5 separate regions of the Homo sapiens genome follow, and all the other regions are linked to region 1. A link is a loop called in an ENCODE intact Hi-C map of the cell type or tissue named here. Cell type or tissue: gastrocnemius medialis. All regions are shown on one strand. Links, peaks and the distances in the headings refer to the core of each region. The heading gives the core; the rest is flanking DNA.

Region 1 (5,979 bases), core at 567-5,566:
ACGGCGTGCCCTCGCCTGACCTGGGCACAGCTCTGGGTGCTTTTCAGCAGAACTGATTGATAGGGCCCTCCTGAGGGCCCAACCAGGTAGGTCTGACGACCGGCCCCACCTTACTAATGTGGAAACTGAGGCACAAGTGACACTGAGCTGCTCCCTGTGGTCTCACATATCTGAAACTCACCCTGGCATCTCCTGCCATCCCAGGATACACGAGGGACTCTGAAACACTCCAGCCTGAACCACAGCCTGGTCCTGGGGCCCTGGGACCTTCTCGGGAGACCCAGATGTCTCCTGCGCTCTCCTCTCGCTCATCTCCTCTCCCAAGTGTTTCCTCCCACTGTGGCTACAAGCCCCACAGGTAGCTGGGCTCAGAGTACCAGGGTCCACACAGAGCCACAGCTCCCTAGCTGTTCCCTGTCCCCTGCCCCGGGGCCACTGTGCAATTGTCCTGGTGCTTCAGTTTCCTCGTCAGTTTCCTCGCCAGTTCATAAGTTGTCCTGAGAATAGAGAGGCCTGGGGCATGGCCCTGGTTCGGAGGAAGGGTTGGGTGCTTTTATCAGGACTGTGTGTAAAAGCGAATGCAGAAAAGGACAGTCCAGAGGGTGGCAGAGCTGGGGCAGAGCAGGGAACGGGTAGTTTGTTGACATCTTTCTGCTTTTCTGTGGCTTCCACGTTTGCTAAAACTGGTCTGTTGACTTTCAGGGGGAGCCAACGGCTGTGTGTGGCGGACTTGGCAGGCAGAGGCAGCCTGCGGGCAGCCACAGCGGACAGCACAGCGGCCCCCACCTGGGAGGTGGCTCCCAGGACAGAATGCCTCACTGGCCCGGGGCTGCAGGAAGCCTGGGGGGCGGCCGTTCTGCCAGGCCAAGTCCCAAGTGCAAGCTTCACTGACAGCACTGTTTGGGGGACTGACGGCACCGTTTGGGGTATGGACGGCACCGTCTGGGCAACGGACGGCACCATCTGGGGTGCAGACGGCACCATCTGGGGGACGGACGGCACTGTCTGGGGGGCAGACGGCACTGTTTGGGGGTGGGGGATGGGTGCAGGGGCCAAGTGATGCTGAGGAGCAAATAATGAAAAGACCCATGTGTTTGGTTATATTTCAATATGACATTTTTAAAACAATACACAAAAGGTATATCCCAGTGTTTTGGGGGGCCAAGGTAGGAGGATCTGTTGAGGCCAGGAGTTCAAGACCAGCCTGGACAACATAGTAAGACGCCCCACAACCTACAAAAAAAAAATAAGAATTAGCCAGGTATGGTGCCGCGTGCCTGTAGTCTCAGCTACTCAGTAGGCGAGGAAGGAGGATGGCTTGAGCCCAGGAGGTCGAGGCTACAGTGAGCTACGATCATACCACTGCACTCCAGCCTGGGTGACAGAGCTAGACCCTGTCTCTAAAGAAAAATTAAAAATAAATAAATAAAAGGCCTAAAATGAAAACAATGAGGGGGCTGAATTACCAGGGGTTCAAAATTGGGGTAGACTTCAGAATTTTTTTTTTTTTTTGAGGCAGAGTTTCGCTCTTGTTGCCCAGGCTGGAGTGCAATGGCATGATCTCAGCTCACTGCAACCTCCACCTCCCGGGTTCAAGTGATTCTCCTGCCTCAGGCCTCCGGAGTAGCCAGGATTACAGGTGCCTGCCACTACGCCTGGCTAATTTTTTGTACTTTTAGTAGAGACGGGATTTCATCATGTTGGCCAGGTTGGTCTTGAACTCCTGACCTCAGGTGATCTGTCTGCCTCAGCCTCCCAAAGTGCAAGGATTACAGGCATGAGCCACCACGCCCAGCTGACTTCAGAATTTTCAAATATGCATACCTGGGTTCTACCTTGTGAGGGTTCTGAGATGAGTCATGACACTTCACACACACACACACACACACACACACACACCATATACACAGATGCACACCACACAGACACACATCACACACACAGACACACACCACACCACACACTCACCATACATGCAGACACACACACAGACACACACACACACCACAAACACACGCACACAGACACAGGTCCAGTGAGGTTCACAGATCCCACAGCGGGCAGAGTGTCGGGCAGGTGCGGCTCACCCGGAGGAACGGACACGGCCCCGGGCCCAGCAGCAGTGCCGGTTCCCTCCTCAGGAACACACCTTGAGAAGCACTTGGTGGGGGGTCTTTGCAGGACTCTGAGGTCCGTGAAGCTCAAGCTATGACTCTGTAGTAGGACACGCCCACCCCAGGCTGGAGGGTCCTGGGGACACGCAGAGGTGAGGGGAGCTTTCCGGGGGGCACGTCCATGGCCAGCTCGTTCCTCCAGGAGTTGGCACCTTCCATGAGGGGAGAGCAGCACCTTGTCCTGGGGCCCCAGGGAGCAGACCACCCAGGGCTGTGCTTTTGTGGGGGTGGTCCCCAGAGCCCCTGCCCCTGCTTGTGAAAAATGCAGGTTTCCAGGCCCCGCCCCAGACCCACCGGCACAAACACACGGGGACCAAAGCACCCCTGCTGGTGCCCAGAGGCCCCACAATGCCCTTGCATGGCTGGGCGGTGCCCAGAGCCCCCACAATGCCCTCAGGTGGTCGGACAGTGCTCAGAGCCCCCCAAGATGCCCTCGCGTGGTCAGACAGTGCACAGAGCCCCCCACGATGCCCTTGCGTGGTCGGACAGTGCACAGAGCCCCCCAACAATGCCCTCGCGTAGCTGGGCCTCTACCTGTGGCCCTGGACATTTTAGGGTGAACACTGATTCCCAGTCTTTGTGGAAAGTGAAGTGAAGGAGACAGGGAGGGTGGGGTCAACCAGAGAATGAATTTGGGCCCCACCCCACCAGGGGTCTTGTGCGCTCTCCAGGCTGGTGGCACCAGGTACACTTGCATTTCAGCCCCTGGGTTTTCAGTAGAAACTCAGAGGTGGGGTGGCGGAGCTCAGCCTCTGCCGCCAGGGTACAGAGCTGCACTGGAGCTGCTCCCTCTGGTCTCACATGTCTGAAACTCACCCTGGCATCTCCTGCCATCCCAGGACACATGAGGGACTCTGAGGGACTCGGCGTGCCAGGAAGGGCTGGGAGCCAGGCTCAGCGGGAGGGCGAGCCCTGAGTGATTGGTCATGTTTGCCACAGTACAGGAGCGGGCCTGGCTGCAAGTTGGGAGGTCTGGGCTTACCACGTCCAGTTGAGGGCTGAGATTCCATCACCAGGAAGCCCTCCAACCTGCCAGAGCATGGGGTCCAGGGGGGTGCTCCCCTCCTGGCAGACGCAGCCTCTCAGGGCATCTGTGGCACTTTCCAAGGCTTCTATGGCACATCCTACCACCTCTCAGCCTATCCTCTCACCGCCCATCCATTGGTCCACCCACCCATCTGTCCACCCATCCACCTATCTGCCCGTCCGACTAGCTCTTGCCAATGTTGGGGGTGGTGGGAGGCAGAGGCGCTGGAGTGGGAGCCGTGGGCTTCCCAACACGGCTCCTCACAGTGCTGCCCTGTAGCCCACCATGGAGCTCAGGTCCCCGCCCACATAGACCGCCCTGGAGCAGGTGTGATGGGTGGCTCACAGGAGGCACCTCCAGATGACCCAGCCAGGGGGCTCGCTGCCAGCCCCGGGAAGGAGTTTAGGGTGGGAGCGGGGAGAGGCTCAGTCTGGCATGGATGACCCCTGTGTTTCCCGGGTGTCCTGCCTCCTGGGACAGGGAAGTAAGGGGACTGGGGTGAACCCAGGGCAGTGGGCACAAGGACAGGTGGATGTAGACGGGGCTCCCAAGGACAGGGTCTCGGCACTGAGCCTGGCCTCTGCTTAGACTGGCCTGGGTCAAGTCTGGCTGCTCCTACATCCTCTGTGTCATTGCTGAACCTCTCAGAGCCTCAGTGTCCTCATGTGTGAAATGGGGACGCTGGCTCTCGCCTCACTGAACCAATGTGCATGTAAAGCAATGGGCACCATGCTGGGCACACTCACTCGCCAAGGAGGCAGGAGCCCCACGCTCCCAGGACAGGCTCATCCGCAGCAAGAGGCAGAGACTGAGGCCTCCTGGTCGACCGCCAACTTCTCCTGGGAGGCGTCCCGCCAGCTCCTGGCTGCGTAAGAGAATGAACGTGTCAGGGAAAGTGCCCAAACCCTTGCAAGAGGGAAAGAACGTGAGAGGGAGGGGAAAGAGGCAGCTTGTGCCAAGATGGTTAAAACAACGCTATTCATACAGCAAAGAACTGGAAACCTCCCAGGTGCCCAACAATGGGGCTCGGGGAAGCCAGCGGCCAGGAAGGCAGCTGTACGGGCCCAGTCGGCACACGGCGCTGGGAGGGTTGGCAGCAGAGGCGGGGAGGGGCAGGATGGCGGCACGGGCGCGCCAGCCACAGCAACACAGCCGATCACGCTTAGTGGGCCAGAGGGCAAGGCGGGGGGGGAGGGGGGGACACACATGGGAACAGTGGCTTGGAGTCTTCTGTGTCCTAGTCCCCAGCTCTGTGGGGAGCCCCAAGTCTTGCTGCCCTCCTGACGGCACAGCAAAGGGGCTTTGGAGTCAGACAGTTGGGGCCTGAACCCAGACCTGTCATTACCAATGGTGCCATTGCTGGCCAGTGGTTCCACGTTGCTGGGCCTCAGTTTCCCCACCTCCAAATGGGGAAGGCGTAGTTCCATTAGGCAGAGAACAGGGGTCCATTAGGCTGGGGCAGGGGCAACCTTCCTCACTGGACAGTGGGGTTGCCAGTGGAAGGGGTTCTGGGGACCCTGGAAATGCAGACTGCCTCCAACCTCTGACTCTTCCAGAATTGGAGCCCCCGTACTGTCCCTACCCTCACAGTGAGCCACCCCTCGATGTGAGCTGATCTCCTGAGCCTGTCAGGCAACAGCTGCCCACAGACCTCTGGCTTCTGCAGAGGGGAGCCCAGAGGAGCAGAGGGGATGCGCAGGTGTAGGGAGGAGGCCCCAACTGTGTCTCCACCACAGCCTAGGCCAGAGCTCAGGAGGTGGCGACGCAGCCAGTGGGGAGAGCCCAGAGTCTGGGGGTTGGAGAAGAGACTGGAGCCCTCAGTGTCGGCGTGACCAGGGCTGGGGCCGGGAGCTGTGTCTGTGGATCCCTCCGATTCCTGTACTCAGGGCCCTGCTGGAGGCAGCCTCAAGGCAGGAGCCCTAGGCAGGGTGAGGGCAGAACCCGCTGGCTCAGGGCGGCCGTGAGCCATCGGGAGGCACTCAGGAGCACGCAGGGAGCCAGGCCCCGGCTAAGCCAAGCCGCGGCTCAAATGTGGGACTCTCCCGGGATCCTTCGAGATGCCTCCTGCCACGTCCCTCTGAGACCGGCATGTTAGAAAGCCCTTTCTTGGTCATCCCTTTATTGGGTTCACAGCCATCAGCACCATTTTACAAATGTTTTTACAGACAAGAAAACCAAGTCTTGGCAGGTCCTCGCAGATGACAGTGGCAGAACCAGTATTCAAACTCAGGTCTTGAGTGAGCCCTTGTCCTCTTTCTGCTGAACCACACTGCCTCTCCCCAATGGCCTCACGAGGGATGGGGTGGTACCGCCTGCGGCTTCTGCATCTGAGCCCACTCACTGCCTGGCCACCAGATAGATTGCAGCATCCACCTGCCCTTGTCCCCCATGTCCCCCACCCCAGGGACCATGCCAGCCCTTCCCTTCCTCCTCTGGGTGGACGGCACTGGGCCCAGGCTCTGCCGGACCTGGTGGTGGCTCCACCGGAACCCGCGAGAAGAGCTGAGCACGTACAAGCCATTTTCTCGGATGAGTTATAATTTTCCTTCATTTCCCCTTCAAAACACACTAATTAAACGGACATTGTTGAGGCGGTCAATTGAAATGCAAAAAAGCATCCTCTTTCTAAAGAACATCCCCATTTCTTTGGAGGCAATTGTGTGCATTGTGTTAACTGGGCAGGGACACGAAGCGCACACACGTGGACACATGCACACACGAGCAGACGTGCACACACACACACGCATGACTGCATATGTGCATCCATAAGCACAAACG
Region 2 (5,979 bases), core at 579-5,578, 80 kb before region 1:
GGAGCGGCTTATCGGCCGAGCATCTCCGGCAAGGCCGATACCATCAGCTGCTGTCAGGCAGCTCTGGGAACTATTAGCTTAATTAGCAGTTCCTGCAGGGTCAGCACAAAACTGCTGGCTGAGCCGGGGCCCAGGAACCAGTTTCGGCTGCCAGAGACAGGCTGGGCAGGCCCTCAGGTGTGGGAGAGGAACCCCAAGGACCCAGAAGGGGCCACAAGACACCCCGGCACCCCCCACCCGAGGGGGAGCTGCAGGTGCTAAGGAGGCTCTGTGCCCCTTGGGGGACCATGGTGCCCCACACACCCCCTGCACAGGCAGGCAAGTTGAGGCCCCCACAAAGGGAAGCCCACCCCACACTCCCCAGCCGGCGAGGGTCACCGCACTGCACCGACAGCTTGGCCGAGGGGCCAGGAGCCGGGGGTTTCACATCCTGTCTCCAAGTGCTGGCTCCTCGACCACTGAACCTCAGTTTCCCATCTGTAAAGTGGGATCTCCACGGTAAGGGCACACAGCGGGCCCTGGCACGTCGTCCCTGCATGTGGGGACGCAAGAGAAACCCAAGGCAGACTCAGTGTCCTTCTCTTCCCACAGAGAGTGGAAGGGTGGGCTCCGGGGAGCAAGGCTGGGTCTCCCCGGACAGGGTCACCACCCTCCCCCCCACCGCAGACTCAGTCCCTGCCCAGCGCAGCACCTAGACTGCTGTGAAGATGGAGGGAGATCACAAACGCCAGACCAGGCAGATCCACAAAGAAGGCAGGCAGGGGAGTGGCTGGTGGGGTCAGGCGGGGCACTGCAGCAGCTCCAGCGGGCACGGGGCTTCTTTTGGGGGGTTGGTGGAAGTGCTTCGAAATTCTAAAGCTGGCTGTGGTGGTGGCTGTGCAAGTGTGTGGATGAAAACCCACTGAACTGCACGCCTTAAAAAGATGACTGTTACGGGAGGTGACCCGTATCTCAACCAATTAACCAATCGGATAATAAGCCTGGTGCTGGGCAAAGGCTGAGAGTGGCACGCAGGGCAGGGGTGGGGATGTGCAGGCCCGGGAACCACCAGCCCCTTCTCCCAGCAGGAGCCTGAGGGACATCTCCGACTCAGCCTGCCTGGCGCCTTTCCACCACGTTCCGACTGGGATGTGTCCCCGACTCCTGTGTCTTTGCTCACACTAATCCTTGTCCCCAGGCATCTGTGGACCTTAGGGTGGCCTACGTGAAACATGGGGGGTGCCAGGCTTCCTTTTCCGTGGAGAGTCTATGGCTTTTCTGACCAACACTGTCCCCGGGGTTCAGCTTCTGAGGCAGGAAGATCAGGCTGGCGGGAGCTGATTTCTCCAGCCCCACCCAGCTCCTCACGAGGAGGCCAAAGCCCACTAGTGGAGGGGCCCTTCCTCCCTGCCCCAGCCCTGGCTGGGCCCTGTGGTGCTGTCCCCAGGCCAGCACCCGGGGGACCTGGAGGCCCATGGCACGGGGTGGCTGCTGGGGAGGGGGACTCCCGCCAGGAGCTCGCCGTGGCCAGGCCACTCTGCCACCGACACCGCTGTGTAATGAGTTGCAGATGCGCTGGTGTAAGAGACTGGAGCAGCCCCGCCCTGCAGAGGAAGCTGGGAACCGTCTGAGATCACGTGCAATTCTGGAGCCTGTGCCAAGGCCTGCTGGACCTGCTGGCAGGGCAGGCATGGGGGGGGTGGGCAGAGGGAGAGGCTGTGGCACTCCTCCTGGGCACACATGGGAGACCACCCAGCGGGCACCTGTGCTGAAGACACCCTCCCTGGCCCCACACACAGCCCAGAACATGCCACACGGAGCCACCAGAGGCTCTGCCGCCTCCCACTGGGGCCCTGGTGCCTCTGAGCCTTGGCTTCTCATCTGTACCCAGGGACAGCACCGCTCCCAGGTTGTTACTGAGGCACGAGAGATGCTGAAGATGCCAAGCCCCACCTCCCAAAAAGGGAGGGGTGGAGGCAGGGGTGGAGGCAGCCGCCAGATGATCCCCGCGGCTCCTGCAAAGACAGGCGGCTCCTAGGGGTCGCTCAGCGGACGCCTGACTGGAGGCAGCCACAACTGTGCTGAGCGTCTGTGTGCACCTCCCCGACGGCCAATCCCAGCCCAGGAACCCTCCCCAAGACAGGCCTGAGCCTAGCAGTAGGAATGGTGGCATGGGCAAGCCACCAGAGGGTAATGGGAGGGTCCTTCTGGGCTGGCCCTCCCTTCCCCTGGGGCACCTCACCCACCGACAGCTGGCCCCACCGAGACCCACCGAGACTCTGCCGGGCCCCTCAGGGCTACATCTGGCCTAGAGTTAACAGCCACCAAGAACAGACCTGAAACTCATCCCCACTGTCCCCGCCCAGTCCCAGGCCTGCTGAGGGACAGCCCAGGACCCCAGAAAAGCCACAGAAACCACTGGACAAGCAGATCACCCCCTACCACCCAGGCCCCAGTGCAGCCCCAGCCTGGTCCACACAGCCATGGCCACAGCCAGAGACAGGAGGCAGGGGCAGCGGCCTGGTCCACCCCATGAGCAAACCCACACATCAGCCAAGAACACCGGGTCTCACACCAGGACACACCACGAGCGTTACCCGCCAAATCCCACCTGGGCCAGGCAACGTGGACCCCGCTCCCTGAGCTCACCAGAGACCCAAGGCCGCCTGGTCACTCACCCAGGGACGCGCTGCCCCACCACGAGGGGCGAGGGCTTTCAGCTCGAGCGCCTGCAGGCTGGGGCTGTGATCCTCAACCTCTATCTCCTCATCCGTAAGACAGGGGCCCTCAAGAGAACTCCGGGAGATGGCCCACGAGGGGCTTTCCCGGGCCCAGCGTGCCATCAGCCCTCCAGCAACAGCCGCCTCTGTGGTGGCCCCGGAGCCATTGGCTCACCCCGCCCCCTCCTGCCAGCACCAGACCCCACCTTGGGAAACGCTCTCCCCAGAAGCTGTGGGCCTGCCCCATCCCCCAGCTGGGCAACCGGGACAGGGCACACCCCTCTCTAGCATCAGCCTCCTCATAAGTAAGAGGGCAGGTAAGCAGAAGGGGAGGGACCCACATGAGGCCTCATCTATGTAACATTCAAAGCCAGGGCCACGAGCTAGGGGCCGAGAGGCCAGCCCCAGCCTGGGATGCCAAAGTCCACGCTCCTGGCTCCTCTCCCCCAGCCACCAACACTAGGGACCCAGCTGAGTCCCAGGCAGCCCTAACGTCAGCAGGGGCAGGCTGGGCAAAGCATGGAACCCCAGGGGGTCTCCAATCTCCCAGAACACCCCAGGGTTACCGCCCCAGCCTTGCCCGGAAGAGCCCAGCTTAGGGGGTGTGGGGAGCTGGGAGCCACAGAGCACCCAGGGCTGCTCTGCCATATCCACACCCCTGGCAGGAAGTGGCCCAGAGGGTCTGCAGGGGCCAAGGCCAGAAGGGCAGGTGAGGCCCCACCAGAACCATGCCCCGGCCTGTCTGGGCCTCAGTTTCCCACAGATGCAAGCTGCCCTCTGGTGGCTGCTGGGAGCATCCAAACACAGAGCCCATGACAGCCGGACCCCCACACAAAGGCTGCTGTTGACATTGTTCCCAAAGACACCGACCCTAGGCCCTTCCTGGAGTCGGCATCTGAGGGTCAGCTGCCCATCAATGCTGGGGTGGAGGCCATTTAATATGCCAGGGCTTGGAGCCCCCTGAAGCCACCAGTGCCCTGGTGCCCACGCAGTGGGCGTTTGCCAGACCTCCCTCCCACCCCAGCACAAGCTCCCACCGCACGGCTTTTGCACCTCATCCCTGATGCCTGGACCTTACACGTGACGCTGTGGACCTCACCCCACTGAGTGGGAAGTGTCTTCAGGCGGCTGGAGATTTGGGGGGAAAAGAAATGGGCAACATCACGGTTGTGGAGGAGTCTGGAAACATGGGCTGAAGGAGGGGCAGCTGGGAGAGGAGAAACCTGGTGCAGACCCGGTATGCCCACCATGGAAACATGGGCTGAAGGAGGGGCAACTGGGAGAGGAGAAGCCCGGCACGGACCCAGTATGCCCACCACAAGGCTCTTGGCACAACCCTTTCTCTTCTTCTTTTTTCTGGCTGTACAGTTTTTAGGGGAGGCTTTTCCCCAAAAAATGCCAAACCCGGGGGAGATGGTGACATGTCTGGAGCTGAGGTCGGGATGAGGAGACCCACGTCACGCCTCCGGCCCCGGGATCCCCATGCTCAGGTCGCACCTCCGGCCCTGGGGTCCCCATGCTCAGGGCGGCCTGGGCCTCCCACAAGGCTGTCCCAAGGACTGGGAGACGCACTGGCCAGCACAGGCAGTGCTCAGGCAGACAGCAGCCAAACCGTGCCAGCCACACCCGGTGCCGCACAGGTGCGGCACAGTGCCCGTCCTGCCCAAAGCTGCCGTTGCCAACCCTGCTCACCTGCACCCCTTGGGGCCTCCCTGGAGGGCAGTGTAGGCCCATCCCAGAAACAGGACAGAAGCAAACTGCCCCACAGACACACTGCCCTGCAGAGGAGGGGCACGGTACCCAGGAGCCTGGGCTTGTGGTGCCACACCAGGCCCATGAGGGCTGGGCTTTAGATGAGAAACCAGAGAGGTATGAAATTAGCTGACTCCCTAAACGGATGCCTTCCCACCTCCCGCTGCTCAGGAAAATGGGGTGGGTGGACAGGGCCCACCGCCAGGCTCCCTGAGTGAGGGGACACCTCTGAGGCCCGACGGCCCTGCCACATGCTGGACTGGGAGAGGACAGAGCAACGAGGCCCCCACCCCCTCGCCCGTGGCCATGACTTGGGTTACTTCCATCACTAATGACGACTCCCAAAAGGTCCCCATGGGGAGAACGTGGCATCCAACAGGCACAGGGCACATGGCACAGGGAGAACATGGCACCCAACAGCCCCCGGGGAAAGTGAACTTACTGAACTTGGTGCCCTAGGCTCACTTCCTAGCTTCTGTCTGGGAGAAGGGGCAAGAGAAAGGGGTCCTGTTTTGCAACCGTCCACACTCTCCCCAAATTAACAAGAGCAAGGATTTGCCCAGACCCAGAGCTCAGGTCTCCAAATGGAGCCGAGGTGGCTGCTGACAGCGGGCACATCAGGCTGGGGACAACGCTGTGGGAGTGAGGCTGGTGCAGACCCGGGCATGGGGGCACACACAGGCAGGATCCCCGTCCAAGTGGGCCCCCTCCTCTAAGCGCCACCAGCCAAGTGTTCACTCCAGCTGGGAGCTGACCGGGACCACATGAGGGGCCGACAGAAAGTGGGGCGGGCAGAGCTGGGTACACTCGTGGGGGCCTTGCTGGGCCTCACCAGCTAAGACGGCAGTGTGTGTCTGTAGGTGTGAAGGAATCCACGACTTAACCGTCAGCCCCGTGCCCAGCCCATGCCCAGCTCCCAGGAGTAGGCTCTGCTCCCTGGAACACCATCATTTATTCACTCCATGAAACCCATGAAGGCCTGTGCCATGCCAGCACCATGCTGTGACCACGAGGCAGACTCGGCTCCTGCCCCCTTGAAGCTCACGGTCTGGCGGGAGCTGGGGAAGCCAAACCTTGGACAAGCCGCTGGAAACACAGTTTGTGGCATGAATGGAGAAACGCGGGCTGCAGAGTGTCTGCAGGGGCACCCAGCGAGGCGGGCCTAAGAGATGCCCCTGCCACCCCAGGGAGAGATGGGACTTGGGGGATGAGCAAGAGTCTTCGAAGGAGGGGCGACCAGGCAGGGAGGGGGTTCAGGGTCAAGGCTTGCTGGGAGCTACCCCAGGGGCACAGGGGAGCCACTGAGGGCTCTAGGCAGAGGCTGCCATGAGCAGCGGCCACGCACTGGGCCCTGGACAAGTGCCGCTCACTCCTCTGAGCCCATCCCCTCCCAACCCGCACAGAAGGCCCAGGGCGGGCAGAGCCAGCAGGCAGTCCAGGGAGAGCACAGAGGCACAGAGGGCAGTGCCAAGCCAGGGGGCAGCTCCAGGCTGGGAGACAGATTGGGGCTCCTCCCACCAATGGCAGC
Region 3 (5,979 bases), core at 460-5,459, 150 kb before region 1:
GCTGAAAGGCAGGGGTGGAGGGCGGCGGGGAGGAGAGGCTTCTGGAATCTCTGACAGCCTGTCTCGGGCACAGACTCAGCTGCAGGCTCCACTCGGGTGCCTAAGCTCAGCTCTGGCTGGGAGCTCCAGGAAGGCAAAGAATGGACACTTTCTTCCCCACCAAGGCTGGAAAGCTGCCTCTCCAAGCCACTGCCTCCCGGTCCAACCTGTAGGCAGCTCCCCTCACCACTGAGGAAGCCCCTGCTCCAGGTGGGGAAAGACTATGGAGAAGGCGTCCACCCCCCCGCATCATTCCTAGACTGCGGCTGGGAAGACAAGACCCCCTCCGGTATCCCCCCCATCCACCCTCTGTTCAGGCACCTGCCACTGACAAAGGCTGGGTCCACGGGACTGAGGCGTGAACGGGAAAAGTACTCAGGCCAAAGGGAGGGCCTTCCAGTGCAAAAGAGGCGAGTTCAACCTGAGAGGGCCCCGCACCACCGGAGCCCGGGGGCAGAGCCTGCGGGAGGAGCGCCAGGCCGCACTGGGCTGAGCCAGGGAGGCCCCAAGCCCCGCCCCCACCCCACCTTCAACCAGAGCAGGCGTTCAGTGAGGCTCCCAAGTAAGGCTCTGGGTGAACAACGCTGTCCGTGGACAATACCAGGCTGGGTGGTCCCACCAGGGCCTGCGTGTGGCCCAGGCCCGAGGGCGCTGCGACTCCGGGTTCTCAGATTCCAAGAGTCTTTTAGACACAACTGGCAGCCAGAGAGAAGGCCTGAGCAGGGGTCCCACCAATGCCCCGGCAGAGCCACTCCAGGCCGCGGAGCATCTGCCCCACCCACGAGGCTCCCAGTTCCTGAGCCCCTCTCTCTCCAGGCCACCTGCCCCCTCTGAGGGAAACCAACAGGCCACCCTCCTCCCCTCCCATCCCCGCGGGCCTCACAGATGGCTGCAGGTCCGCAGAGCCCTGTGCCTCCAGCAAGGCCAGTGAGGTGGTGATGCCCCACCCTGCCCGAGCCAGGGCCAGCCCTGCAGGAAACAAGGACAAGCCTCAGCCCACCCCGCAGAGCAAGGAGAAGACTCAGGCTGGGGAGGGGCCGGGGCACTCTGGTCTGAACGGGGAGTCGGGAGTCTGAAACCAGAACACCAAGGCAGAGAGAAAACAGGGGGGTGAGTGACCCGCCCCTGCAGCCTGGAGGTGGCCCCGAAACCTTGCACAGAGGGCAGCTCATGTTCTCATTGGCTCGAGGGCAAAACTGTGAGTTATCTTTGGAAAAAGGGGCTACCTTCCCCCTCACTCAGAGCACAGGGCAGCTTGCTTGCCCCACGAGTCCCCTCTCATCCCCGAGGCGGCTGAGGTCTTTGCTGATGACACACCAGCTTGCGCCCCCAGCTGTCCCCTCCTGATTAGGGGGAAGCTGTCACGGGCTGGCTGGGCACCAGTATTCAGAGCAGATGAAGATGTCACTCCAGACAGGAGGGCCACACAGGAATTCTGAAAACCAGCATCGATAAACAGCAACGGAAACAAAAGCCCCGTTCCCAACTCCTGCAGCTCCAGGGCTGGGGCCCGAAGACCCTGTAGTCGCCCAAGCCCCGTGGGGTGTGGCAGGGTGTCCTGAGAGCCCGGTGGGGAGGCGCCTGGCTGGGCTCACGCTAGTTCTTGCCACGAAGGCTGCTGCCTCAGGAAAGCCACTGCCCTGGGCCACAGACAAGTAGTAACAGAAATAAGGAGGGTGACAACACATCTCTTAGGCAGAGCAGTGACAGGCTGTGCCCCAAAGTCCAAACAGGCCAGGCAGAGAAGGGCAGGGACAGGGCTCAGGCTGAGAAGAACAGCTGGCGTCCAGGCAGGGTGGCCAGAACGGGTGGGCACAAAGGATGGGCCCGCAGGCCTAAGTCATTTGGTGCGGCGCCTCCAGCATCTCCATAAGGAAGGTGTCAATGGGTGTGTCCCCGATGAGCTTGAAGAAGAAGAGATGTTCCAGGCATTTGAGCCCGATGGAGCGCAGAGCCGGCAGGCGGAGCAAGAGCTTAGCGAACCTGCAGGGAACAGGTCTGGTGAGGGCCGGGCAAGGGGCATGGGCAGTTCTGCCCTGGCACTGGAGGCCTCCCTGGGGATGGGGCTGTGTCTGATACCCCAACCCCTCTGAGGCTGGTCTGTAGCCCTGAATCTGCCTATGCCAAGCCTCCAGAAGGAAGGAGGGGAGGCTAGAAGGAAACAGAGGCAGTGGCAACCCAGAGCCAGGACAGAGTGAAGGGAGATCCCTGGGTCTGAGGACGGAGATGAAGGGCCAGGGGCCAGACAGCAGCTGGCTAGGGCAGACTGAATAGCTCTTTGTGAAGAAGTTAAAAATTGCAGGCAGTTGGGCATGATGGCTCACACTTGTAATCTCAGCACTTTGAGAGGCCGAGGTGGGAGGATGGCTTGAGGCCAGGAGTTCGAGACCAGCCTGGGCAACGCAGTGAGACCCTGTCTCTACAAAAGAAAAAGAGAAAAACAGTAGCAAGGCGTGGTGGTGCATGCCTGCAGGGAGGACCGCTTGAGCCCAGGAGGTTGAGGCTGCAATGAGCTACGATCGCAGCACTGCACTCCAGCCTGGGCGACACAGCCAGACTGTCTCTCAAAAAATGAAAAACTGTGGGCCATGACAGCCGGGAGCGGGTGTGAGTATCAGTAATGCATCTGGCTGCAGCAGCCATCACAGCAAGAGACTGCGGGGCTTGTAAGGGAAAGGGCTGCTGAGCACACTGGTGAGTCGCAGGGAACAGGCCCGGCACATGGTGGGCAACCAAGAAGTCAAAGAGCATCAGGCGGGGGAGGGGGAGTCAGGCTGCACCCCCACTGCAGGTGGAGCCAGGCCTGACTTGGGAGCTGTGTAACGGTGCAAGACCCTTTCCATAAAGCATCAGCACCCCATGAGTGCCTCCCACGGCACCTTGTGCAGGGCTGTGGGCCCCAGACCAGGGCCACCCCTTCCTCAGAAATAGCTCTGCTGGCATTGGGCACAGCATGGTCAGAGAAGGCTGGCCGGGGAGGGAGGGAGCACGGGTTGGTCCTCAGGGCCTGGCCCATCCCTGGGGAGTTTCCTGGGGCAGGGACCAGTGGGGGGGCGGGAGGGAGGGGGGAAGTCTGGGGCTCTGGGAAGAGGGATAGCAGGGCCAGGCATGAGGGCAGCAGCTGCCGCTGAGGACAGGGTGCTATGGGGACGGAACCAGGTGTCCCTTCCGGCTGGCCGTGTCTGCCCAGGGCCCCTGTGCACGGCCTGAGTCTCTCCACACGGCCCCTCCAGGGGCTGCAGGACCTCATTAATTATTAACGAAGTCTTTCTTTCAGGGAAAAGCTCTGTGGTTGGCTGCCTCACAGGCCTTGTTTTAAAGGCAAAAACAGCGCAGAGGCTGGAGTTGGGCCAGAGAACAAGCTGTTTTCTGCTGAGCTGGCGAGATGGGCCAGGGCAGAAAGCCAGGAAAAACAAGCTGCCTGCCACCCCCTCCTGTCCTCGTCCTCCGGGAAGTTTCACTTTAAACCAAGCCAGATGAGGGCTGGGCAGGCAGCGGGGACACGGTTAACTGTGTATGTGCTGGTGGCGGGAAGGCCTGGGTGTCCTATGAGGTCTGCTGGGCCCCACCTCCCCCGACCCCCTCCCCGCCCCACAGTCTGAGGATCAAGAGGCCAGGAGATGCCCCTTTAGAGAGAAGAGGCAGAATCTGGAGCGCTGACTTTGAATCCCAGGCAGGGATCCACAAACGTTTCTCTTCCTGGACACCTACTGTGCACCCAGCACTGTGGACTCAGAAATGAGGGAGCCCCAGCCCTTCCAGGGCCCACAGCCGGGCAGGGGGGAAACATGAGCGCTACGCTCAGGCCGTGACCGCCTATTCCGTACACACTTGTAGAGAGTGTTTAGTATGTGTGGGCATCTGGCCATCCATTCTACACATGCTTGTGAAGTACCTACTATGTGCTGGTGTCGCCTGGCCTCTGGTGGTTCTGCTTGGTAGGGGAGCGCAGTGGGGGGTGAAGCACAGCCTTCATCTATCTACTGAACAAAGAGAAGCACCTACTATGCGCCAGGTGCAAGGTAATCCTTCCAGTGGGGATACGACGTGGGCCTGTGGGGTGTGCCCGCCACAGCCCACTGGCCTGGAGGACCTCCTGCTGCCTGCTCAGGACCTGCTGGCATGGGCTGGGCCTGGGGAGGGTGCCACCTTCTCATTCACATAAAATGGCCTTGCAGGGGGTGGGGGCTCTGGAGACAAGAGCCTGGGTCTGGGGTGTGTGTGGGACGGGGCGGGACCCACCTTCCCGGCTGCTCTGGGTACTTGTGCTTGCAGTAGGCCTCCAAGGACGCATAGACCTTCTCCCTCAGCGCCTCCACCTCGGCCGGGTTCGAGAGCCCCTTGGAGTCTGAAAGGAAGAAGCCACAGGTCAGAACCCTCAGCTGGGGCGTGTCTCGGGCACCTGCCCCCAGGACCCAGGCTTGTGTGGGGTCTCCCAGGCTGCCCCACCATGGGCAGAGCAGGTGGTGGAGGAATGCCGCTGGACATGCCTCCGCCCGCTCCCCCAGAGCCTGGTGGCAGGGGGACGACTGTGGAACCCACGGCCAGGCCAGGCTGCTCTGGGTCCAGGCTCAGCTCTGCCACTTGCCAGCCACGTGACCTTGGGTCAACTATTTGACCTCCAGAGACTCGGTTTCCCCATCGATAAAGTGTCAGGGATCTGCTGCCTTCCTTCCAGCCGCCTTGGGAACTGGGAGAGACAATGGATGCTGCTGCTGCCCTTGGGTCCCAGCCCCATAACATGGATGGGAGATAGCGCTGCTGCCCCCAGGAGTACCCAGACCCTGCGGAAACCCATCCTCGGTGTGCTTGCGGAGTCCTGAGCTCAGGACCCGGGCTCAAGAGCCTAGAGTGGACAGAGAGGCTAAGATTGCAGCCACCAAAACCTCCAAGGCCCAGGGACCCCCTGTGAATGCCACCTTGGCCCCCAAGGCCCAGGGACCCCCTGTGAATGCCACCTTGGCCTGTGTCCTGGGCTCCTTGGCAACGTACCTGGCTCCCCCAGCTGCCTCCGCTCCAGCCAGTCTCCTCGCCCTCCCTGCATGCCTGTGCCCTGGTCTCTTCGCTTTCCCTGCAAGCCTGTGCCTGGACCCTGCTTGTGCCAGACAATCTCACCCTCCCTGCAAGCCGGTGCCCAGGTCCTGCTGGTGCCCCAGCTCTAGCAACCAGACCACACAGGACCTGAATGGGGATTCCTCGGGCCGGGCCGGGCCGTGGCATGACTCAGCCTCCGAGCTGGCAGGATTACGGCCCGGATGCACAGCCTGGGTGATAAAATGACCCTGGAAACAAGCTCTCCCCACAAGAAGATGCCCATCTCCATCCCGGCCCGGTCCCTCAGAGCCAGGTCTGACAAAGGGCAAGGTCAGAAGGTCAGGGCCAGGAGCCGAGAGGGCTCCACTCCCTCCACCATAGCCCAAGTGAGCTCCCCACAGCAGCCCCAAACCTCTCCCTCCACACCCCAGCCACCTGCCCCTATCACGCAATGAGCTGAGTTTCCAAACACAGAAACCCATAGCTCCCTCCCGGCTGGAACCCCTCAGGACTTGGCTCCCTGTGGCCCCAAGAAAAAACCCAAACTTAGCAAGACTTTCAAGGCCCTGCCTGGGCTGCCTCCACCAGCCCACCCCACCTCCGTGCCTCTCACTCCCCTGGCCCCTAACTTGCAGCTCCCGGAGGAAGTGGCCCGCACCCTCGACCAACCGTGCTCCTGCCCTCACGTGCCGGGGGTGCCTGCTGGTGGGCGTGACCCTCTAAACCCCAAGCTCTAGGCAGGCAAGCCCTATCCAGCAGCTTGAAGGGGCCCTCCCATGCCAGCAGGGCACCGAGCAAACAGGCACGTGTCAGCACTTGTTGGGCGAAGGAGTAGCACCTAGGAGGCTTTTCAAGCCGAGAACCCAGAGGCTGGAGAAGGGCCGCACTGTCGGCCAGGAGGCCTGT
Region 4 (5,979 bases), core at 373-5,372, 110 kb after region 1:
CTCTCATGGGTGCCGGGAATGCTGGGCTCTTCCTCTGGCCGGAGGGTCTCGGGGCTCCAACTACAGGGACCAGCACCCACCCCTGAGTTAAATCCCTGCAGCCTCTGGGATGGTCCAAATGCCGAGGCAGGGGAGGGCACCCACCAAAGCGACCCCAGGCCCACGGGACTCGGCCCAGTCTGTCGGCCCGGGGCGTTTACCGCAGGGAGAACAGGCAGCCTCTCCCCGCCAGTGTGCGCTAGGGCCTTGCGGGGCCAAGTCTCCGAGGTGGTCTCTCCTGGGGCACTGAAATGTCACCTGGAGGGACCCCCGAGGCTGGCCCACACTTTGGTGCTGTGACATCTTTTGGGCCAGTCCCAAGAAGATTCTACCTCCTACTCCAGCCCCAACCCCGCAGCCTCACCAGCAGCCCTCCCGGGGCCTCTGCCTGGGCCAGATCCCTGCCTGGAGTGCCTTCTTCCTTGGCACAGCGGTGACCGCGCAGGCCCCGGCCTCCCTCCCGAAGGCCCCGGCCCCACTCGGCCTGTCAGACCAGAAAAGCCCCTCCTGGTGGCACCACCCGTCCCTGAAGCCTGGCCTCTCTTTCTGCTTAGAACCCACACTCAAGGTTGCCGCAAAGTTCTCGTAAGTAGGGGCTGCCGCGGTGTGTGTGGAGTTATCCCAAAGTCATTCCGCACTCCCTGTGTGGCGTAGGGCCGGCAAGTGGCCTCTCTGTGCCCTGGGTTTCTCACCTGTCCGTCCGGGCAACAGCAGTGGCCACCTCTTGCCAGCCGTGCTGTCCTTAGAATGACTTGTTAAAATCGCCTGCCTCCCCTCCTGGGGTACCGAGGACCTCAGCCCCAGAGAACTGCACGGGGGTCTGTGAGTGGCTAAACTAAGACACACGAGCTGGGCTCACTGGCCTGTACCACATCCTCCTGTCTCTGCAGCACAGGCCGGGCTTCTGATGGTGGAGAGGACTTGTCCTCTTGCCTGTCCCCAGCCCACACCCACTAACACCCATGGAAACAACCGAACGCGAGCGAACTACAGCAAGAGCCCTCTTGCGGGCTGCCTCTGGGGTCTAGAGGCAGAGCCGGATCATGTGCAGCCTGAGAAGTTTCCAGAACAGCTGTGAGCCAGCTCCTGGAGGGTCGATGGCCTATGTCTGAGTCCCTCCTGGTCCCATAGGCCTGAGGCTCCGTCCCTCCTTCTTTCAGGCCCTCAGGACGCTCGCAGGGAGCCAGTCCAGGGAGATTTATGTCCCTGAGGAAGGGGAGCCCCAGCACTTGGTCCATGCAGGGCTTCCGGCCCATCGGAGCCTCGGGGTCCAGGGCAGAACCGGAATGCTCAGGAGGCCAGCACTGGGTCAGGCAAGAAGCGTCTCCGGCCAAACGCCAACCCTGGGAACGTTCCATCCCCTCCTCCCTCCCGTACGTCCGGGGTCAGCAGTCACTTTATTAATAGAGGCCCCTGAGCCCTGAGAAGAGGTCTTCTCCCCCTAGACAGTCATCACCCTCTCTGCAGAAGCAGGGAACGGCAGCCCCTTGAGCAGGCTTGACTGGGAGGCCATGGGGGCATCCCTGCAGAGTCGGAGAAATCCAGGGAGTCCTGGGCCTGCCAGGCAGGGCGGTTACCACTCTGCCCAGAGGTCACCACAGGCACTGTGAAGGGAAATGTTTTTTCTCCTTCCTAAGACACCATCTACTTCAAGGCCAATATCCATTTCATAATAGTGCTGGGGGCGGGGGGGTGGGGCGGCAAAAAGAAACCACAGTAACTGTGTACTTCGGGCAAAGTGCCTGGTCCTCAGGAACCCAGGACGTGACGGGGAAGGCATCTGCATGCAGGGAAACATCCCATTGTAAACCCTCGGGGCCTTCGATACACAGCACTGAAAGGGCCTTATCTGGACCCTCCTGCTCCCCCTGCACATCACTGACAGAGTCTTCCAGTCCCAGGAAACCTTGGAACACACAAAAAGGCACGCTGCGTCCTTCCCTCACCCTTGCAGGGCCTCCCTGAGCTGCTCCACACTCTGGACCCAATGGGAAACAGAAAACCCACAGGAATGCCAACGACTCTCCTCCGTAGAAACGCCAGTGGTGCCCGTCACGTGCTGATTGGTAAGATTAGAGCTCTTTTTAGTTTTTATTGTACTCTTTCTCCCTGTCGTTTAGTTTGTTGTTTGTTTTTAGAAATGGGGTCTCACTCTGTCGCCCAGGCTGGAGTGCAGTGGCATAACCACAGCTCACTGCAGCCTCGACCTCCCAAGTTCAAGCAATCCTCCCACCTCAGCCTCCTGAGTAGCTGGGGCCACAGGTGCGTGCCACCACGCCTGGGTAAATTTTAAAAATTTTTTACAGATGGGGTCTTGCTATGTTGCCCTGGCTGGTCTTGAACTCCTGGGCTCAAGTGATCCTCTAGTCTCAGCCTCCGGAGTAGCTGAAACTACAGGCATGAGCCACCGCGCCCGGCTCAGTGTTGCTTTAAATGTCTCTATAGTGAGCAGGTATTCTATGTATCACACAGAAAACATGACCTTCTGAAAAAAACAATGCCAGAGAGAGTCCAGACTGCAACTGGAACTGTTGCGTGCTGGGCACATACCAAGAACCCCACAAATCTAGGCATCTCCCAGCATCTCCTGGGGCCCCGCTGCCAGCTGCACCTGAGGGTGTCACCTCGGATGTCCAGCGGACACTCCAGCCTCAGTTTCTCCATGGGGTAAACAGGACAGTCAGGGCTGGCTGCCACCGAGCCCTCACCATAAGCTCAACCCCAGGGCGGGCACTCTGCAGATCAGTCCCTTCAAGGGGAAAGACACTGAGGCACAGAACAGTTAGGGGCCTTGCCCAAGCCCAGAGAAGCCAGGCGGAGAGGGCTGTGGTGAGAGCCGGGAGCCCCAGCCAGGATGCGGGTTGGTGGCTCCAGCTCCACCCTGAGCGGTGCGGCCCCGCCCCCTGGTGGACACTGCTGGAACTGCCCAGCCCTGCACCCTAAAAGACACAGGTACCCTGTGTTCCATGCCTGTTGGGTGTCCCACCCCAAGAGGGGCGACTGACTGGGGCAGACACCCAAGCTCCCGAGCCCAGCAGCCTGACACTGGAATACTGTTCCCAAAGTGACCAAAGCAGCCAGGCTGTGTGGCTCAAGCCTGTAATCCCAGCACTTTGGGAGGCTGAGGCAGATGGATTGCCTGAGGTCTGGAGTTCTAGACCACCCTGGGTAACATGGTGAAACCCTATCTCTACTAACATACAAAAAGTAGCCAGGAGCGGTGGTGGGCGCCTGTAATCCCAGCTACTCGGGAGACTGAGGCAGGAGAATTGTTTGAACTCAGGAGGCAGAGGTCGCAATCAGTCGAGATGGCGCCACTGCACTCCAGCCTGAGCAACAGAGACGCTGTCTCAAAAAAAAAAAAAAAGTGATGGAAGCGGAGGCAGGGGTAGGAGGAACACCCCACCCTGGGGCCAGCCCACCACCCAGGCCAAGGCCAGCAGGACGGGGGCTGGCAGGCAGGGACACCCACCAGCCAGGGGCAGTTCCAAAGGACCAGCCCATTCGAAAAGCTGCTGGTCAGCGTGGTGGCCATTAGGAGTGGCCTTGAAGCTCACCCGCTGGGCCCCAGTGGTTACTCGAAGACTTGTGACGGCCCCAGGAGGGTCCTGGGTCACCGAGGCCTTCCGTTCTGAAAGGGAATGAGTCCTTGGGGCCTCTCGCTATTCCTGGGAATGTCGCCCTGGCTCTGACACTTCCCCTGGCTCCCAGCGGAGAGCCTCCCGGGAACCTAGGAAGGCCTCTGGGACCAGCCAGCAGGTGGGTGGAGGTGCGTGCGTGAGAGGTGGGCAGGGCAGGGGTCAGGCCACCCCATTCCTGCCTCACCCCACCCCAGGCAGCCCACAGATGCTGCCAGTAAGATGTGTCTCCAGGAGACATTCCCTGTAAAGACTGAACTCTGATCCCGCCACATCACTAACTCCGCAGGATGGTGCTGGCGGCCGGGAGGAGCGCTTCTCACTGCACTCACTCCACCCTCGCTTCGTCCTTCCTTCCTTGTGGGTGCCCAGAGCTTGGAGTTTCGAAAGAGCGGGCAGCCTCGGCCCACCACATGGCCAGGTTTCTGGGGAGGGAGAATGGCCACCTGTGGGGGCCCAAACTGTCCTCAGCCTTCTATCCTGCTGAGTACTGACTCACCAACACTTCCCCAGATCTGGAGCAGAAATGTCATCAGCATTCTGGAAAATACAGTCTCCCTAAAGCCATGTGAGCCTGCAAATAAGAGTACAGGGCCGAGCGTGGTGGCTCATGCCTGTAATCCCAGTACTTTGGGAGGTAGAAGCAGGAGGATTGCTTGAACCTGGGAGGCAGAGGTTGCAGCGAGCCGAGATCACACCACTGCACTCCAGCCTGGGTGAGAGCGAGACTCTGTCTCAAAAAAAAAAAGAGTACAGTAGTCCCTGCTTATCTGAGTTTCTGCTTTCTGCAATTTCAGGTACCCACGGTCAATAGTGGCCGGAAACTAGGTGAGCATGGAACACTAGGATATTGTGAAAGAGAGATCACACACACTAACTTTATTACAGCAGTATATTGTGGCAATCGTTCTGTTTATCATTAGTAATTACTGTTAATCTCTTACTGTGCCTAGCTTTATCATAGGTATGTATGTATAGGAAAAAAAAACAGTACTGTATTTCTACAGTTCGGTACAATCCACAGTTTCAGGCCTCCACAGGGGGTCTTGGAAGGTATCCCTGCATCCGGATGAGCGGGGAGTACTTTTCTGTAATCAGAGCCCAAGCAGCTTTCTGCTCTGAATAATCTGGATCACTGCCTGAAGTCATCCATTTAGTGCATATTTGTTGAGTGCTTTCCGGGGCCATACCCATGTGGACATGGATAAGGCTGAATTTGCAGAGCCGGTCTCCAAGCTCTTTGCCTGCAAATCAAGTGGCTGCCACTGGGAGGTGCCCAGAGTGAACTCTGACTGGTCTGGGTTAGGCCAAAGAGCTAAAGCCACTCAGCCTTCCTCCTGCTCTGTCTTCAGCCCTCCTCTTCCCTGCTGTTTTCTTCCCTTCCCAGGCCCCTCTTTTCTCCTACCTGCACTGTTTTCCTTTACAGAACATAGAACACAGCCAGGAGCGGTGCCTCACGCCTATAATCCCAGCACTCTGGGAGGCCAAGGTGGGCGGATCACTCGAGGTCAGGAGTTCGAGACCAACCTGGCCAACATGGTGAAATCCTGTCTCTAGAAAAAACACAAAAAAGTAGCTGGGCATGGTGGCACATGCCTGTAATCCCAGCTACTCTGGAGGCTGAGGCATGAGAATTGCTTGAACCTGGGAGGCAGAGGTTGCAGCGAGCCGAGATCGCACCACTGCACTCCACCCTCAGCAACAGAGCGAGACACCGTCTCAAAAAAAAAAAAAAAAAAAAAAAAAAACACAGAACGCAACCTCACCAGCCTAGAGATCCCATTAGCCAAGACAGTTGAGTAAATGACACATCCCCCAGGCCTCATTTTCATAAGCCCTCCTGCCAACTAATAGGCTTTTTTCTTTTCTTTTCTTTTCTTTTTTTTTGAGACGGAGTCTCACTCTGTTGCCCAGGCTGGAGTGCAGCGGCGTGATCTCAGCTCACTGCAACCTCCCGCCTGGGTTCAAGCAATTCTCCTGCCTCAGCCTCCCAAGTAGCTGGGATTACAGGCACCCGACACCACACCCAGCTAATTTTTTTATTTTTAGTAGAGATGGGGTTTCAACACATTGGCCAGGATAGTCTCAAACTCCTGACCTTGTGAGCCGCCCTTCTTGGCCTCCCAAAGTGCTGGGATTACAGGTGTGAGCCACCACGCCCGGCTAGGCTTTTCTTTAAAGAAAAAAAAAAAGGAATTGTGCAAGTTTATTTAACACAGTATTTCCCAGTTTTCTTCCCTTCTGTCCATGGGACATTTCAAGAGACAACTGGTCACTGAAGCCAATGCCAGGAAATGCTGCT
Region 5 (5,594 bases), core at 9-5,008, 73 kb after region 1:
CAGAACCAGTGGATGGAGCCAGCTGGAAACCAGGTGGGCTCCCTGAGGGAAACTGCCTGGGAACCTTTGCTCTCTCTTGGCTCTGCTCTGTTCTCCACTGGCCCCTCCTGGACCTCCCCTGGGATTCTGGAAGGAAGGGCCCCTCCCCAGATGGATCAGACCCTCTTGTCCCAGTCTTGGGAACCTCCAGGCCAAGCTTCCACTCCCTGAGCCGAGTGTCCCCTTATCAGCATCCTGGGCAGGCAGGAGCAGGCAGCCCCACTCTGAGGTCAGAACAGGCAGCCCCACTCTGAGGTCAGGATGAGGGAAAACAAAATGCACACTGGTAATAGCCAGTGGGCACAATGCTCTTCCCAGAGGACAAGCTTTTCAATATTGTAATTCTCACAGCAACCCCACTCAGCAGGGGCTGAGTGACAGCCCAGCAGCAGGGGCCAAGTGACAGCCCAGCAGCAGGGGCCATGTGGACAGAGGACACACAGCAGCACTCCACTGACGCCCTCAGATGCCACTAGGGGAGGCAGAGGCAGCCGAGCTACTGTCTGACCTGAAGTCAGACAGGTCCCACCTTCCACTTTCTGGTTTTCCTACTACTTCCTGTTCCTTTTTAGAAAGTGACGAAAGGTCCCTTTTCCATGATGGGAATATTGAGGCATGAAGGGTTAAATTGGCACCCCACCTGGCCCTGTCTACCACTACTCACATCCCATGTCCCTCCTTATCCCCTCAGGGGCCCCTCACTCAGTACCACAGACACCCTCACTTCTACAAGAAGGCTTGGATGGTTCAATCCCTGTCCCCAGAGACGATGAGCCCTAGAACCCTTATCTGTGTATCCTCCTCGTTCTTGTTCCCAGCATGTTGCACACAACCTGCATGCAGTAGGTAGTGAAAAATGCTGACCTACCAGGCCACTCCTGGAGTTGCAGAGGGACCACCCTGTAGTTGAGGCAGAGACCAGGTTCTCACATGCTCCACTGGCCCAAGAAGGGAGGAAATGGGGGCCAGGAGGTGAGGGAATTCCCTTTACCACATGCTCCCCAGGGCCTGGCTGAGCCGGCTGCTCTATCTACACCTCCCCTCATAACTCCTACTGGTGAGTCAGATGGTCTCCCTTGGTTAGGAGAATGAGGCCCAAACAGGTGAAATTACTTGAGTTTGATTACTTGGGAGCTAGAGGCAGCCCTGGAGTTTGAGCCCCAGGTTTTGACACCACCCCACACTGGCTCTCGTGATACCTGACACATAGTAGGTGCTCAACAAAGGTCATAGGACAGAAAGCCCCTGAAGACTATTACAGCTGCAAACACTGCCCCTCGCCCACCCCAGAGGGCACATCCTCCACCAATCTGCAAGGGCACCAGCTGCCCTTGCCCTATGTATTCATGGTTGTTCAAAGCCCTGTGGGGTTTTTAATCATCCCCCATGTGCACACAGGCGTGATTTATAAAGTGGGTCTTAAACGCCACCGCCTCCAATCAGCAGATGAATGCAAGGTCTTGGCAGCATCCACTGGGCTGTGCATTTGGTCCTGAATAAGTCACCCTTGACAATTCCTGCCATGGTGCCAACAGCAACAAATGAGACATGTCATCCCCTTTGCAGGGGCTGGGGGCAGTCACACCCTTGCCAGGCCAGAGGGCAGTGGGATTGTGGCTTCTAAGGGTCCTGGAAGGACAATGACATTGCTGCCCACAGTGGCCGTGCCATGTGGCCTCCTCCACAACCCCAGCCAGGTGGACTTGGGGTATGAAGCCAGTGAGGGCAGGAGTGCAAGGCTTGGGTGAAGCTCTTGGGGGTAGGAGCAGGGAAGAGCAAGCCTCAGGTGCAGGGGGGCAGGGAGGGTGGGAGAGACTTACACCCTCCCCGTTCTGACCTCAACCCTCCTTTCCACTCCAGGGTGCCTCCAATGGCAGCCCCATCTCCCAGCCCTGAGTCGCCATCACTCCTCTCTTGGGGCCTCCCCTGTGGGCTACCCTCTGCCTTCTTTCTCCACAGCAGCTAAAAGGCCAGGGAGGAGGCGTTAGATCTGGAGGCCAGACTCTGCTGATGAGCAGCTCATAAGTGATGGCATCTCTTGGCCTCAGTTTCCCCATCTGTAAAATGGGTGCCTATGCTACGAGGATGTGGTATGTTTTCAGTGAGGCACAATAAGTAAGGCAGTGGCATGGAGCTCAGGGAATGCCCCAGCACCCCACCTCTCGGCACAAGCCACCCGAGCTCTCCTCCTGAGGAGAAGGGTGAGCCCCTGGCTCCCGGCTCCACCGCCTGGACTTCTCTCCAGCCACCAACCCGAGTCTCAGCCCCCCACCCCCTGCAGCCTTGGAGGCCGCTGGGCAGCGGCTCTGGCTCACTTCTGCTAATCCATAGGGCCCCATGGGCCTAGCCCTGCCAAGTTCAGGCAGCTCCAGCCCCAGCACCCCCAGCAAGGGAGGCCTCCGTGGAGCTGCGGCCTAGTTGGCCACACACCGTCCACGTGGTTGGGTTGGTTTGTGGCAGAAAGGCTGATGGGCCAGAACTCAGAGGGGAACTGGAAATCTCCAACCAGCGGGACGAACTGGCTCCAACGTGGCCAGGAGAGGTCCCTCGGGGGCCCCTCTAGTGCGTAGAGACCCTGCCACACTGGTGTGGGAGGTCCAGGGCCCGAGTAACACACCCAGTTGCTGTGGACCTGGGAGCCGAGGTTCTGAGCTCTTCGCCCTGCTTGTCCCCCAGTGTGTGCCAAGACTTCCCTTGCCAAATAATTTCCCAAACAGGTTTTCAGAAGAGAGTTGGCAGAGAGTGTTCTGGCTGTGTCTAAAGGAGACAAAGGAAAGCGGAGAGTCAGCATTTGCTGGGGCTGCTTTGACCCCAGCAGAGCATTTTGGCCCCATGAATGATGATTGCAATGTGTTCATGGGTGACATGATGAAGAAACTGGGAGGGCACTGAGACTCGGTTTCCAAATCCACTGGGGGTGCTCATTCTGGCTGCTGGGGAGCCTCTGCGGCGGAGGCAGCAACTGGGGCCACCCTGGGGGCTGTGGCCCTTCAGCGCCAGGGCCATGGTCACAGCGGACAGCCTGGAACCCCAGCCACCAGCCTCCATTCCCGGGGCCTCTCGGAGATGAGGTTTGTACCAGGGACTCACAAGCCCCCTCCCCAGCCTGGGCTCTGTTGATGACAAAGTCTTCCCCCGCCGATGCTCAAACAATAAGTTTGATGAGCAGTTCTGCACCCTGAGTCCACGCAGCTGCCCCTCTCCGAGTGTGTAAATGTCCTTCATTTTAGGCAGTCCTGGCGATTGCAGTCGGCATCTGGAGATGTGGTTGGTTTCCTTGAGTGTCTGTAAGAATTGGCCACTCTGTTAGTCCTCAGATGGCTCCCTGGGCTTGGACTAGACTTGGGCTGGACTTGCTGTAGGGTTAGGGTTAGGGTTAGGGTTAGAGTTAGGACCAGGGGATCCAGGTCCTAGCAAGCAACACGTGTTCACTGGAACTTGCTCAAGGGCAGGAGAGACTGGAAATGCCTCATGAAGAAAGGCTGGTGTAGGGGCCACCCACCGTCTCCACTGCCGGCAGCTCAGGGGCGCCAGGAGATGGCCACCATTTTGTCCATGGGAACCTGGGATCCTCGTCTCTAGGCCCATTAGTGTGCACCCTGGCATACATCGAGTGGGGGTCTTCCCTGCCTCTGTGCCCCGCCCCCACCTCTCTGACTGCTGCTTAAAGCACTCAGTGGCAGCAGGCTCCGGCCAGCATTTGAAGTGAGACCCTACTCCAGGGCTCAGGGAGGCCAGGTCGCTGGCCAGGGGCACAGTCACCAGGGGACAAGAACTGATCAGTGCACCCCCCACCAAACAATCCTCAGCCCCGGGCGCCCCGCTGTACGGGGCCGTGAGCCCTGACACCTTGGGCCTGAGCCCCAGAGTCAGATTCGTTTTTCTCAAAACCCACGCCGGGAGACCCAATCCTGGAAGGGGACCAGTAGAAATTCTCTGCAGCCATCACGCATGCTTGGCTGAGCCCCCAGCCCCACAAGGCAGCCCTGCCACTCCTCCTCCAGGCAGCATGCTGGGTAGCCAGTCTCCCTGAGCTCCCAGGCAGCTGGGCCTCAGCTCAGGGACAGGGACAGGGACGTTTCCCCTGGAGGCTTCCAGGGCCCAGGACCCACCCCTTGTGGTGCATCCTTCACATCCCCAGCTCAGAAAGTTCTTTCCCAGGGAATGCCCACCCAGCCCAGCCTCAGGAGCTCTTGCCCACGCCTCAGCTCTGCGTCGCTCTTCCTGCAGTCGGAAAGCACAGGCTCCGTGGACGCAGAGGCCACTCCTCATGCCCTACACCGTCCTCCTTTCCTGTGCCAGTGACAGCGCCACCCCCTGACCCGCCAACTCTCAGGTAAGTCACTGAGTCACTAAGCACTCGAATCATCTCACCAAAGCTGGGGACAAAGGGTCTTTGTCCTGCTTCAGGAGACAATGTCCCAACACGTTGCCGTCCCCCAAATGTCCCCAAGCCACGCTGGATGTCTCACCTGTGTCCACCAGCTCCAGTTTCTCACTCATTCAACAACTCACCTTGAACCTAGACGTAAACAAGATGGAGCACCATCTTGTTCATCGTGCGGCCCCTGGTGTGTTGGGAAGACAGGTTGGGAGGACGGCAGTGGTGGTGGGGAGGGGTTGCTCCCGGAAGGGATGAGGAGAAGGCAGTACAGTGCCCCTCGAGAATGGAGTGGGTTTGGCAACACAGAGGTCACTGGAGACCTTGGTGAGACCTCTTTTGATGCTCAATGCTCCACTGGTTTAGTGGAGCTTCCAATTCCAGGAAGGGAAACTGACAACTCATTAGTGAACATGAATATAGTTTCTACACAGCAAATCGAACAAGTAAGGGACTGGGAACAGTGGGGAGCAGGTGTGGGGGAGGGCAGGACCCTGAGGAGGGGACACATGAGCTGAGGCTGAATACAGTGAGGGTGGGGACCCTGAGAATAGCTCGGTGCAGGGCGGGCATTACAGGTTAGGGAATGGCGAGTACAAAGGCCCTGGGGTGGGAATGAGCTACACGCTGGACCCAGGGAACCTGGCAGAACACAGTGTGGCAGGGTGCCCAGGAGGGTGTCACGGGGTTGGCAGAGCCAGATGGAGAATGGGGGCTATTTAAGGAATGGGAAGACGGGGGAGGTCAGGTTTCCGGCATGGACGTGCTGCTGTGAGCTGTTGGCAATTGTCCGATTCAGCCTGTAAGCTGTTGAGACGCTGAGGTGCTGAGTGGGCGGACAAACATCTGGATCGCAGGGTGGAGGTCAGAGGATCGCAGGATGGAGATCAGAGAGGTCAGAGCTGGGTAGACGCATGTGGGGCTATCACCATAGGAATGGCATTTAAAGGGACTGGACTGTCGGCCGGGCACAGTGGCTCACGCCTGTAATCCCAGCACTTCAGGAGGCCAAGGCGGGCGGTTCACCTGAGGTCAGGAGTTTGAGACCAGCCTGGCCAACATGGTGAAACCTCATCTCTACTAAAAATACAAAAATTAGCCAGGCGTGGTGGCACACATCTGTAATCCCAGCTTCTTGGGAGGCTGAGGCAGGAGAATCACTTGAACCTGCGAG

What was found. A loop is a pair of places that touch in the nucleus more often than their neighbours do. Peaks named below come from ENCODE experiments on the same cell type or tissue, not always from the same donor. Only the 100,000 strongest peaks of a DNase experiment are listed, where the experiment ranks them.
Region 2: it touches region 1 in a loop (3-fold over the local background); 2 of 110 quality-filtered maps call a loop at or near these places.
Region 3: a loop joins it to region 1, with 5 times the contacts of the local background. A loop is called at or near these places in 7 of 110 quality-filtered maps.
Region 4: a loop joins it to region 1, with 8 times the contacts of the local background. A loop is called at or near these places in 14 of 110 quality-filtered maps.
Region 5: it touches region 1 in a loop (3-fold over the local background); 3 of 110 quality-filtered maps call a loop at or near these places.

The regions. Positions count from the first base shown.
Region 1 is chr9:134,281,499-134,287,477 of GRCh38, reverse strand. No RefSeq gene overlaps it. Among named protein-coding and RNA genes, the nearest start is that of LINC02247, 11 kb to the left of the region's middle. In gastrocnemius medialis, for the core only: a CTCF peak has its summit at 2,923; DNase peaks (open chromatin) are centred at 3,027 and 4,067; H3K27ac peaks cover 2,768 bases.
Region 2 is chr9:134,362,008-134,367,986 of GRCh38, reverse strand. All of the region lies in intron 1 of RXRA (retinoid X receptor alpha), which reads right to left. Among named protein-coding and RNA genes, the nearest start is that of MIR4669, 14 kb to the left of the region's middle. In gastrocnemius medialis, for the core only: CTCF peaks have their summits at 1,870 and 3,491 (motif pointing left); DNase peaks (open chromatin) are centred at 1,107, 1,586, 1,936 and 4,312; H3K4me3 peaks cover 1,386 bases; H3K27ac peaks cover 5,000 bases.
Region 3 is chr9:134,432,510-134,438,488 of GRCh38, reverse strand. It overlaps RXRA (retinoid X receptor alpha), which reads right to left. Exons shown (of 10, transcript NM_002957.6): 9 at 4,282-4,387; 10 at 1-2,022. The coding sequence ends at 1,875. Among named protein-coding and RNA genes, the nearest start is that of MIR4669, 56 kb to the right of the region's middle. RefSeq lists enhancers at 959-1,527, 3,679-4,178, 4,179-4,680. In gastrocnemius medialis, for the core only: no CTCF peak of the experiment used is centred there; DNase peaks (open chromatin) are centred at 1,998, 3,408, 3,899, 5,338 and 1 weaker place; H3K4me3 peaks cover 1,264 bases; H3K27ac peaks cover 5,000 bases.
Region 4 is chr9:134,167,887-134,173,865 of GRCh38, reverse strand. LOC124902297 (a long non-coding RNA gene) reads left to right here and starts at 1,841. Exons shown (of 2, transcript XR_007061834.1): 1 at 1,841-2,105; 2 at 5,104-5,979. In gastrocnemius medialis, for the core only: no CTCF peak of the experiment used is centred there; no DNase peak of the experiment used is centred there; H3K27ac peaks cover 2,904 bases.
Region 5 is chr9:134,208,210-134,213,803 of GRCh38, reverse strand. It overlaps LOC107987137 (a long non-coding RNA gene), which reads left to right. Exons shown (of 3, transcript XR_001746962.2): 3 at 1-5,434. Among named protein-coding and RNA genes, the nearest start is that of RNU6ATAC, 46 kb to the right of the region's middle. In gastrocnemius medialis, for the core only: no CTCF peak of the experiment used is centred there; DNase peaks (open chromatin) are centred at 2,393 and 2,753; H3K27ac peaks cover 2,972 bases.